2 separate regions of the Homo sapiens genome follow, and region 1 is linked to region 2. The links are chromatin contacts, found by Hi-C or POLR2A ChIA-PET in ENCODE. All regions are on one chromosome and are shown on one strand. The core of a region is the stretch at or near the end of the contact, and the rest is flanking DNA. Distances in the headings are between cores, read along the strand shown. Region 1 holds the start of ZNF443 (zinc finger protein 443). Region 2 holds the start of SPC24 (SPC24 component of NDC80 kinetochore complex).

Region 1 (5,638 bases), core at 2,429-4,928, 1.3 Mb before region 2:
TAGACAAAATATATTTCGAGACAAAAACTGTAAGAAAAGTCAAAGAAGGTCACTATGCAATTATAAAGAGGTCAATTCAGCAAGACGATGTAACAATTGTGAACATATATGCACCCAACATTGGAGCACTCAGATATAGAAAACATATATTATTAGGTAAAAAGAGAGAGGGCCGGGCATGGTGGCTTATGCCTGTAATCCCAGCACTTTGCGAGGCCAAGGCAGGTGGATCACCTGAGGCCAGGAGTTCAAGACCAGCCTGGCCAACATGGCAAAACCCCGTCTCTACTAAAAATACAAAAAATTAGCCAGGTGTGGTGGTGGGCACCTGTAATCCTAGCTACTTGGGAGACTGAGGCAGGAGAATTGCTTGAACCTTGGAGGTGGAGGCTGCAGTAAGCCAAGATTGCACCACTACACTCCAGCCTAGGCAACAAGAGTGAAACTCTGTCTCAAAAAAAAAAAAAAAAAGAGAGAGAGAGAGATAGACACCAATACACTAATAGCTGGAGATTTTAACACCCCATATTCAGAACTGGACAGATCTTCCAGACAGTAAATCAACAAAGATTATTTCAATATATACTGAAAAATTGGACAAAAGAAAGATTAAATGGGATTTAATCTACACTATAGATCAAATGGACCTAATAGATATTTACAGCACATTTTATCCAACAGCTACAGAATACACATACTTTTCCTGAGCACAGGAATCATTCTCAAGGATAGACCATATGTTAGGTCAAAAAACATGTCTTAAAACGCTCCGAAAAATTGAAATAATATAAATTGTGTCACAGAATAAGTGGAATAAACTAGAAACCAATGACAAGAGGAATTCTGGAAACCATACAAACATATGGAAATTAAACAATACGCTCCTGAATGACGAGTGGGTCAATGAAGAAATTAAGAAGAAAATTGAAAAGTTTCTTCAAACAAATGATAATGAAAATGCAACATACCAAAACCTATGGAATACAGCAAAAGCAGTACTAAGAGGGAAGTTTATAGATATAAGCACCTACATCAAAAAAGAAGAAGACCTTCAGGCTGGGTGCAGTGGCTCCCATCTGTAATCCCAGCACTTTAGGAGGCCAAAGGGAGTGGATCACCTGAGGTTAGGAGTTCGAGACCAGCCTGGCCAACATGGTGAAACCCTGTATCTACTAAAAATACAAAAAATGACATGGTGGTCGGTGCCTGTAATCCCAGCTACTTGGGAGGCTGAGGCAGGAGAACTGCTTGAACCCAGAAGGCAGAGGTGGCAGTGAGCTGAGATTGCGCCATTGCACTCCAGCCTAGGCTGCAAGAGTGAAGTGAAACTCATCTCAAAAAAAAAAAAAGAAGAAGAAGAAAACCTTCAAATAAACAACCTAAGAATGCATCTTAAAGAATTAGAAAAGCAAGAGCAAACCAAACCCAAAATCAGTAGAAGAAAAGAAATAATAAAAATCAGTAGAAATAAATGAATTTGAAATGAAGAAACAATAGAAAAGAACAATGAAACAAAAAGTTGGTTTTTTGAAAAGACAAACAAAATTGACAAACCTTGAGGTAGACTAAGAAAAAACCAGGCCCAAATAAATACAATTAGAGGTGAAAAAGGAGACATTACAGTTGATACTGCAGAAATTCAAAGGATCATTAATGCAACTAAGAACAACTATATGCCAATAAACTGGAAAACCTAGAAGAAACTGATAAATTCCTAGGCAGATAGAACATAGCAACATTGAACCATGAAGAAATAAAAAACCTGAACAGACCAATAACAAATAATGAGATCAAAGCCATAATAAAAAGTCTCCTAGCAAAGAAAACCCCAGAACCCAGTGGCTCCACTGCTGAATTCTACCAACATTTAAAAAAGAACTAATACCAATCTTACTCAAACTATTCCAAAAAACAGAGGAGAAGGCAATACTTCCAAATTTATTTTACAAAGCCAATATTACTTTGACACCAAAACCAGACAAAGACATGTCAGAAAAAGAAAACTATAGGCCAGTGTCACTGATGAATATTGATGCAAAAATCCTCAACTCAATACTAGCAAACTGAATTTAACAATACACCAAAAAGATCATTCATCATGACCAAGTGGGCTTTATCCCTGGGATGCAAGGATGGTTCAATATATGCAAATCAATCAATGTGATGTATCATTTCAACAGAATAAAGGGCAAACACCATATAATCATTTCAATGTGCACTGAAAAAGCTTTTGATAATATTTAACATCCCTTCATGATAAAAACCCTAAAAAAAAGTGGGTAAAGAAGGAGCATACCTTAACATAATAAAAGCTATATATGGCAGACCCACAGCTAGCATGATAATGAATGGGGAAAAACTGAAAGCCCTTCCTGTAAGATCTGGAACACAATAAGAATGCCCACTTTTACCACTGTTGTTCAACACAGTACTTGAAGTCCCAGCTAGAGCAATAAGACAAAAAAAAAAAAAAGAAAAAAAAAGAAATAAAGGGCATCCATATTGGGAAGGAAGAAGTCAAATTATCCTTGTTTGCATATAATATGATCTTATATCTGGAAATACCTAAAGACTCCACCAAAAAAGTATTAGAACTGAGAAATAAATTCAGTAAAGTTGCAGTATACAATATCAACACACAAAAATCAATAACATTTTTATATGCCAACAGTGAACAATCTGAAGCTACTTGAGAGGCTGAGGTGGGAGGATTGCTTGAGCTTAGGAGGTAGAGGTTGCAGTGAGCCATGATGGCCCCACTGCACTCCAGCCTAGGTAACAGAGCAAGACCCCATCTCAAACAACCAAAAATGTGTAGAAGGATGGTTACCAGAGGCTGCGAAAAGTAGTAGCGAGGAGTAGTTATGGGGGAAGTGGGGATGGTTAATAGGTATAAAAAATAGTTACAAAGAATGAATAAGACCTAGTATTTGCTAGCACAACAGAGTGACTATAGTAAAAAATAATTTAATTGTACATTGAAAAATCTTGAAAAATTTCATTGAAAAAGAGCATAATTGGAGCCAGGCGCAGTTGCTCACGCCTCTAATCCCAGAACTTTGGGAGGCCAAGGTAGGCGGATCACGAGGTCACGAGTTTGAGACCAGCCTGGCCAACATGGTGAAACCCAGCCTCTACTGAAAAATACAAAAATTAGCCGGGTGGTGGCGCGTGCCTGTAATCCTAGCTACTCGGGAGGCTGAGGCAGGAGAATTGCTTGAACCCACCCAGGAGGCGAAGGTTGCAGTGAGCCTCGCACCATTGCACTCTAGCCTGGGCGACAGAGCAAGACTCCCTCTCGAGGAAAAAAAAAAAAAAAGATATAATTAGTTTGTCAGTCCGTGTCCAGGAGGAAGAAGCAGGAGGTCCTATTGAGTACGGGCAGGAAATTCCGCTTAAGTGCAAATATAACCCGGGAGGATTCAGATCAAAGAGCAGGGAGGAAGCCCCCCCTGCCAAGGGCTGTGTCAGGAACTTGCTCATCCGGCTCCACTCAGCTGTGCAAGATCGCTTCTTCTGTCAATCAGCCCTCAGGGGGCGGGACCTGACGCCCTATCCAATCAGGGGCGTGGGGCGGGTTCGTGGGAACTGTCAATCAGGCACTGCCCAGAGAAGTGTGTGTGGTTGAAAAAGCCCGCGGCGTCTGCTCCACCCACCTGCGCTCGGCTCTGGGTTCTGTAGCTGAGAGACGACCTGGAAGTTCTGAGGCAGCCTTTGTCTGGCTGGAACACGCATTGGCAGCGGGAGCTGTCGGTAGGACCTGGGACACCGCGGAAGTCGGGAAATGGTGCGTGTGCTGGGCCGGCGTCCCGAGGCGGGGGAGGGGTTAGGTGGAACCGGCCGTAATCGGCTGTGGCTGGACCCGGGCCTCCCCAAGGGCGACTTCGGGATCTACGGACCCGGGTCCCCCTGGCGTAGGTCGGCCCTCGGCCGCAGGGTGGGGCTGGGCATGCAGCCGGGACCCCGGGCGTCCTGTCCCGTTCCTGCGCGGCGACTGCGGCCCCGGCGCCCTCTCTGGGCAGCTCCGAGCCCGCAGCCCCGGGTCTCCCCAGATTGTGCGGCTGTAACCAACACAGGTTCGCGGCCCGACTCACTGCACCGAGACGCCGAGGGCTGCAGCAGAAACGGTTTAACAGGAGGAGAGGGGAGGACACCCCAGATCCGCCTCCCTGAGGGATTTGGGGTCTGGACGGGGGCGGCTGGGTGTAGCGTCCTTGGTTGGTGGGGAAGTGAGGGGTGAATCCTGGGACAGGAGGTGAAGAAACCGCATTCTGCTGAGAGGGCTCCCTCGTGGGGTCTTCAACCTGGTTGGCGCCAGCCTTTCTGCTGGGATTCAGGATCTGAGAACTCCGGCGACTCTTGAGCAGCACTCGGAGATCTTATCCCCAGGCACAATGGGGAAGCCGGCGGTCAGCGTCTGCTGTGACCTGACTCTCAGGGAGGCGGCCCCTTGAGGCAGCGGGGCTGAGGGCACCTGTTTAATATCTAACTGCAATCTCGCCTCCAGCCTGGCTCGCAGTTCCTGTGAACCCGGTGAGGAGGCTGCACGGTGACGACGAGTCACCAGGTGGAATCCAGACTCGTGTGTGGGGTTTGTGTGTGGGAGGAGCTGTGGTTTCCGTGGTCCTCAGTCCTTTCTTCCTTTCCAAGGGCGACCGTTTCCCCTCTGAGTCTTCCAAAGACGTGGGCAGCAGGGTCTCAAATCCACCACTGTGTTCTCTCATCCTGACTCTTCCTAGGGCTGGCAGCAAATCTCTTGGTTTCCAGAGACTTCCCCAGGCTAACCTTCTGTCCTTAATTCACAGCAACAGTATGAACTGTTTGGCCCCAGGCGATATTTCACTAGTTTGTCATCTTGTTTTCAGCTAGCAATGTATGGCTTTTTCTTGAAAGAATTGTTTTGGGTTCCTGAACACGGTGGGTCATTCCTGTAATTCCAGCACCTTGGGAGGCTAAGGCAGAGGTATTGCTTGATCCCAGTAGTTCCAGACCAGCCTGGGCAACATGGCAAGACTTTGTCTCTAGTGTAAATGATAATAATAAAATTAGCTGGGCTTGGTAGCTGGCACCTGTAGTCGCAGCTACTCCTGAGGCTGAGGTGGGATGATGGCTGGAGCCCAGGAGTTTGAAGTTGCAGTGAGCTATGATCGTGCCTCTGCATCCCAGCCTAGGCAACAGAGGCCGACCCTGTCTCAAAAAAAATGGATGTCCACAGCTGCCAAGTCTCTTGGAGGGTCTAGTGAATATCATCCCCTGGGTCACTCCTCCCAGGGGACAGCCTGAGATGGAAGGTGTGGCCCCCTGGGGAGCAACTGGATCCACTGGGATGGGAGGAATCTTCTGGTATATAATTCCTGTAAAAAGCTAACTCCTGGGACACTCACCTTTTCTTCCCAACCCTAGTTTCCATTCCTTGGAGACACATGACTGAACAGCCAATTTCATGGTCATATTCCATAGGAAAAAAAACGGAAATGATTTTTGCCTTCTGGACTCTCTCAGACTTAAAAGGTAGAAAGTTATATCTAAGGACTGGAGAACCTGCCCTTTGAGGTAGTGCAAGATCCTGAAAAGCACACAAGGCAGTGTCTCCTAGGAGGGTGGTGAGTGTCTCCTAGGAGGGTGGCGAACAGAATAG
Region 2 (5,446 bases), core at 179-2,678:
AAACTCTGTCTCAAGAAAAAAAAAAAAGAAAAGAAAAGAAAAGAAAAAAAAATCATAGGAAAGCAATGAGATGTTCTTTAGGTGGTAGCACACATAAAAATGTTGCCACGCCAGGCGCGGTGGCTCACGCCTATAATCCCAGCACTTTGGGAGCCTGAGGCAGGCAGATCACGAGGTCAGGAGTTCAAGACCAACCTGGCCAACATAATGAAACCCCGTTTCTACTAAAAATACAAAAAATCAGCTGGGTGCGGTGGCGGGCACCTGTAATCCCAGCTACTCGGGAGGCTGATGCAGGAGAATGCCTTGAACCCAGGAAGCAGGCTGGAATGCCTTGCACTCCAGCCTGGGCAACAGAGTGAGACTCTGTCTTAAAAAAAAAGAGAGAGAAAGAAAAAAAGATGCCATCTTAACATCTTGTTTCTTGCAGAAATACCAGTGTCTAGCATGGAACCAGCACCTTAGAGTCAGCACTGATCTTTTCTTTGTTTTGTTTTGTTTTGAGACAGGCTAGTCTCAAACTCCAGGGCTCAAGCGATCCTCCTGTCTTAGCCTTCCAAAGAGCTCAGACTTACAGGCGTGAGCCACTGCACCCAGCTACATGCTAGGATTCTATGTATGTTTCATTAAACAACTATATAGCACCTACTGAATAGGAGACACTATCACGCCAGGCTGGGCTCGGTGGCTCACGCCTGTAATCCCAGCACTTTGGGAGGCGGAGGCAGGAGGATTGCTGGAGGCCAGGAGGTCGAAGTTGCAATGAGCTATGATTGTGGCACTGCACTTCAGCCTGGGTGACAGAGCAATACCTTGTCTCTAAAAAAAAAGTAATAAGAAGAATTCTCACGCCAACGCTGACACAGGCACTAGTATGACCCTCATTTTACTAAGGAGGAAAGTACCGCACAGAGAGGTGAAGTCTGTCCAGGGTAACACAGCTAGTAAGTGGCAACGCTGGGATTCGAACCCAGTAAATCTGGCTGCAGACGCCATTTTGCTATGCAGCCTCTCATAGAATCTACTTATTCTCTATGCTTATTGTGTATCCCACGCACACACTGTAGGATGTAAGTTCCAGGAGAAGCTGCTCGCTGCTTTGCCGTTAGAACCCCACCCTGCACAGAGCAAGCGCTCGACCTATGGAGAAATAAACAGCCGCTTTCTCTCCCGCGCAGGCGCATCGGGAAGGATAACGGAGCCTCCCCCTTCCTGCGCCGATTGGTCATCACCGATGACTGACGGAGGAGTGGTCGCAGGCGCACCAGGCCAGACCAAAGGCGGCTTAGCCCAGTCTAAGATCCTGTTCCCCATGCCTATTGGCCATTGCTTATGACTGACGTATCAAAAAATCCAATGGAAAGCAACCTCTTCTGGAAGAGGGCGGGCCCCGCGGACAGTCAAATTTGCGCGGGTTGGAGCCTGGCGTAGTCATGGCCGCCTTCCGCGACATAGAGGAGGTGAGCCAGGGGCTGCTCAGCCTGCTGGGCGCCAACCGCGCGGAGGCGCAGCAGCGACGGCTGCTGGGGCGCCACGAGCAGGTGGTGGAGCGGCTGCTGGAAACGCAAGACGGTGCCGAGAAGCAGCTGCGAGGTGAGGGTCGGAGCGTGGTCGCGGGCCCACGGGGGAAGGGGCCCGGGTGCTGGGAGGGGGCGACCAGGCCCACCTCAAAACCCCTTCTCTCCTGGACTCTCCCATCTCCTGCCCTATGCCCCCTGGGACGGCCCCCTCTGAGCCTTAGTTTCACCATCTGAGAAATCGGCTTTATGACAGCAACCATCCCCCACCCCCCAGGGGTTTAGTGGTAAATATAGGAGTCTGGAGGGGTTGGCCCCTTCTGAGCTCTCCGTGAGCAGGAGCTGGGGGTCTCAGGGTTTGAACTGGGGCTCAGGAGTCAAAGCTCCGGGTTTGAATCCTAGCACCCATCCCCATGTCCGCTGTGAGACTTGAGGTGAGTTTCTTAAATTCTCTGTGCCTCAGCTTCCTTCCTTGTCAAATGGTTGTGACAATAGCCCATCCCTTCTTCCTGAAGGCATTCAGATGTTTTATGGAGCATCTGCTGCTGCCAGGCCCTGGGCTCACCGCAACCTCCACCTCCCGGGTTCAAGCTATTCTCCTGCCTCAGCCTCCTGAGTAGCTGGGATTACAGGCGCTTGCCACCGCACTCGGCTAATTTTTGTATTTTTGGTAGAGACGGGGGGTCACCACGTTGGCCAGGCTGGTCTCAAACTCCTGACCTCAGGTAATCTGCCTGCCTCAGCCTCCCAAAGTACTGGGACTGCAGACGTGAGCCACTGTGTCCGGCCCATCTTCACTATCTGTAACTGCACAGTTCAGTGGCCTTAAGCACATTCACACTGCTGTGCAACCATCAGCACCATCATCCATCTCCAGAACTTTCTCATCTTTCCAAACTGAAGCTCTGTCCCCATGAAACACTCACTCCCCATCCCCTTCTCAGACCCTGGCACCCACCAGGGTTCTACTTTCTGTCTCAAATTTGACTCCTCTAGGAACCTTACGAGGAATTGTACAATATCTACCCTTCCTAGTGGAATCATACAATATCTACCCTTTTGTGTCTGGCTTATTTCATGGAGCATAATGTCCTCCAGGTTCATCCATGTCATAGCCTGTATCAGAATTTCCTTTCATTTTGTGTACTTACTGTGAGACAGAGCCTCGCTCCATTACCCTGGCTTGAATGCAGTGGTGTGATCTTGGCTCACTGCAACCTCTGCCTCCCAGACTTAAGTGATCCTCCCACCTCAGCCTCCCAAGTAGCTGAGAACACACTTATGCGCCACCATGCCCAGCTAATGTTTGTATTTTTAGTAGAGATGGGGTTTCACCATGTTGGCTAGGCTGGTCTTAAACTCCCAGCCTCAAGTGATCGCCCACCTCGGCCTCCCAAAGTGCTGGGATGACAGGGGTGAGCCACTACGCCTGGCCAGAATTTCCGTCCATTTTAAAGCTGAGTCATATTTCATGATATAGAAGGATGGACCGCATTGTGTTTATTCATTCATCCATCCATGGGCACTTGGGTTGTATCCACCTTTTGGCTGTGTTGAATAACGCTGCTATGAACACGGGTGCCCAAATATCTCTTCAAGACTGTATTTTTTTTTTCCTTGAGACGGAGTCTTGCTCTGTCACCCAGGCTGGAGTGCAGTGGCGCAATCTTGGCTCACTGCAAGCTGCGTCTCCTGGGTTCACGCCATTCTCCTGCCTCAGCCTCCCGAGTAGCTGGGACTACAGGTGCCCGCCACCACGCCCGGCTAATATTTTTATATATATTTTTTTAGTAGAGACGGGGTTTCACCGTGTTAGCCAGGATGGTCTCGATCTCCTGACCTCATGATCCACACGTCTCGGACTCCCAAAGTGCTGGGATTACAGGCATGAGCCACCGTGCCCAGCCATATTTTCTTCTTTTTTTTTTTTTTCCCAGGACAGTCTTACTCCGCTGCTCAGGCTGGAGTACAGCAGCGTGATCTCTGCTCACTGCGACCTATGCCTCCTGGGTTCAAGCAATTCTCCTGCCTCAGCCTGCCAAGTAGCTGGGATTACAGGCACGTGCCAACATGCCCAGCTAATTTTTGTATTCTTAGTAAAGATGGGGTTTCACCATGTTGGCCAGGCTGGTCTCAAACTCTTGACCTCGTGATCCGCCCGCCTCGGTCTCCCAAAGTGCTGGGAATATAGGCATGAGCCACTGCGCCCAGCCCAAGACTCTATTTTCTTTTTTTTATTTTTTTGATATGGAGTCTCGCTCTGTCACCCAGGCTGGAGTGCAGTGGCGTGATCTTGGCTCACTGCGAGCTCCGTCTCCCGGGTTCACACCATTCTGCCTCAGCCTCCCGAGTAGCTGGGACTACAGGCACCCGCCACCACGCCCGGCTAATTTTTTTTTTGTATTTTTTTTGGTAGAGACAGAGTTTCACCGTGTTAGCCAGGATGGTCTCGATCTCCTGACCTCGTGATCCACCTGCCCCGACCTCCCAAAGTGCTGGGATTACAGGCGTGAGCCACCACGCCCAGCCAAGACTCTATTTTCAGTTCTTTTTTGTATTCAGCCAGAAGCAGATCAAATGGTAATTCAAAGTTTGATTTCTGAGGAACCGCCATACGGTTCTCCCTGACAGCTGCAGTGCCAGGGGTTTCAGGTGCCTTATACAGTCACATTTTATGAGGAGGCCTGGGCTGAGCCTTGATTGGCCTATGGAGCCAGTCCACGGGGTGGCTCAGGAACGGTGTTCCTGGCAGCGTGGATTGCAAATGCAAAGGTCAGGAGGTGAGAATGAACTTGGCAAGCAGAAGATGAGCTCAGCAGCCGCCTGACTGCCAGGCCTGGAGAGTGCCCAGGAGGAGTCTGAATATTATCCTGAATGTGATGTCCCAAGCAGGCTCTTCCCTCCTTCCCTCCTCCTTCTTCCACCCCTCCATTAACTCCCCCTCCTTTGATGGCTTGAGGAGAAAGATGTGACTCGGCCAGCCTGGCTGTTAGCAGAATGGATGAATCTGGGGCCAAGAAAACTGAGAATCAGGATCCAGGGATCCTAGGCTTTGGGTCAAACAGATCCAGTTCACATCCTAGGTTTGGAGCTATGTACCTGTGGGCGAGTCACTGAACTTCTGTCTCTGGACCTGTTTTTCATGTCACAGATGTGGGGCAGAGGAGTTAAAGTACACCCTCAGGCTGGGTGTGGTGGCTCACGCCTCTCATCTCAACATTTTGGGAGGCCGAGGTGGGTGAATCACTTGAGGACAGGAGTTAAAGACCAGCCTGGTCAACATGGTGAAACCTGGTCTCTACTAAAATTACAAAAATTAGCTGGCCGTTGTGGCGCATGCCTGTAATCCCAGCTACTCGGGAGGCTGAGACAGGAGAATTGCTTGAACCTGGGAGGTGGCGGCTGCAGTGAGCTGAGGTCACACCACTGTATTCCAGCCTGGATGACAAAGCAAGACTGTCTCAAAAAAATAGGCCAAGCACAGTGGCTCATGCCTGTAATCCCAACACTTTGGGAGGCTGAGGCAAGCAGATCACCTGAGGTCAGGAGTTCAAGACCAGCCTGGCCAACATGGTGAAACCCCATCTCTACTAAAAATAAGAAAATTAGCCAGGCATGGTGGTGCATGCCTGTAATCCCAGCTACTCGGGAGTCTGAGGCAGGAGAATAGCTTGAACCTGGGAAGCAGAGGTTGCAGTGAGCTGAGATCATGCCACTGCACTCCAGCCTGGGCAACAGAGCAAGACTGTCTCAAAAATAATAATAAAAGTTTAAAAAAAAAAAAAGGCCTGGTGCGGTGGCTCACACCTGTAATCCCAGCACTGTGGGAGGCCAAGGTGGGCGGATCACAAGGTCAGGAATTCTAGACCAGCCTGGCCAACATGGTGAAACACCGTCTCCGGTAAAAATATAAAAATTAGCCAGGCGTG

Evidence for each region. Hi-C counts contacts between places; a loop is a spot of excess contacts on that map. ChIA-PET counts read pairs that join two places held with the same protein, here RNA polymerase II (POLR2A). Pooled maps may share reads with other maps.
Region 1: a loop to region 2 is called in a pooled map, with 7 times the contacts of the local background. The contact joins the promoter of ZNF443 here to the promoter of SPC24 in region 2. A Hi-C loop is called at or near these places in 1 of 50 pooled maps. POLR2A ChIA-PET finds 5 or more read pairs at or near these places in 2 of 52 experiments (MCF 10A and RWPE1).

The regions. Positions count from the first base shown.
Region 1 is chr19:12,439,061-12,444,698 of GRCh38, reverse strand. It overlaps ZNF443 (zinc finger protein 443), which reads left to right and starts at 3,678. Exons shown (of 4, transcript NM_005815.5): 1 at 3,678-3,787. The coding sequence starts at 3,785. RefSeq lists an enhancer at 3,230-3,499 and a silencer at 3,910-3,999.
Region 2 is chr19:11,151,764-11,157,209 of GRCh38, reverse strand. SPC24 (SPC24 component of NDC80 kinetochore complex) reads left to right here and starts at 1,428. Exons shown (of 5, transcript NM_182513.4): 1 at 1,428-1,593. The coding sequence starts at 1,434. RefSeq lists a silencer at 1,312-1,471.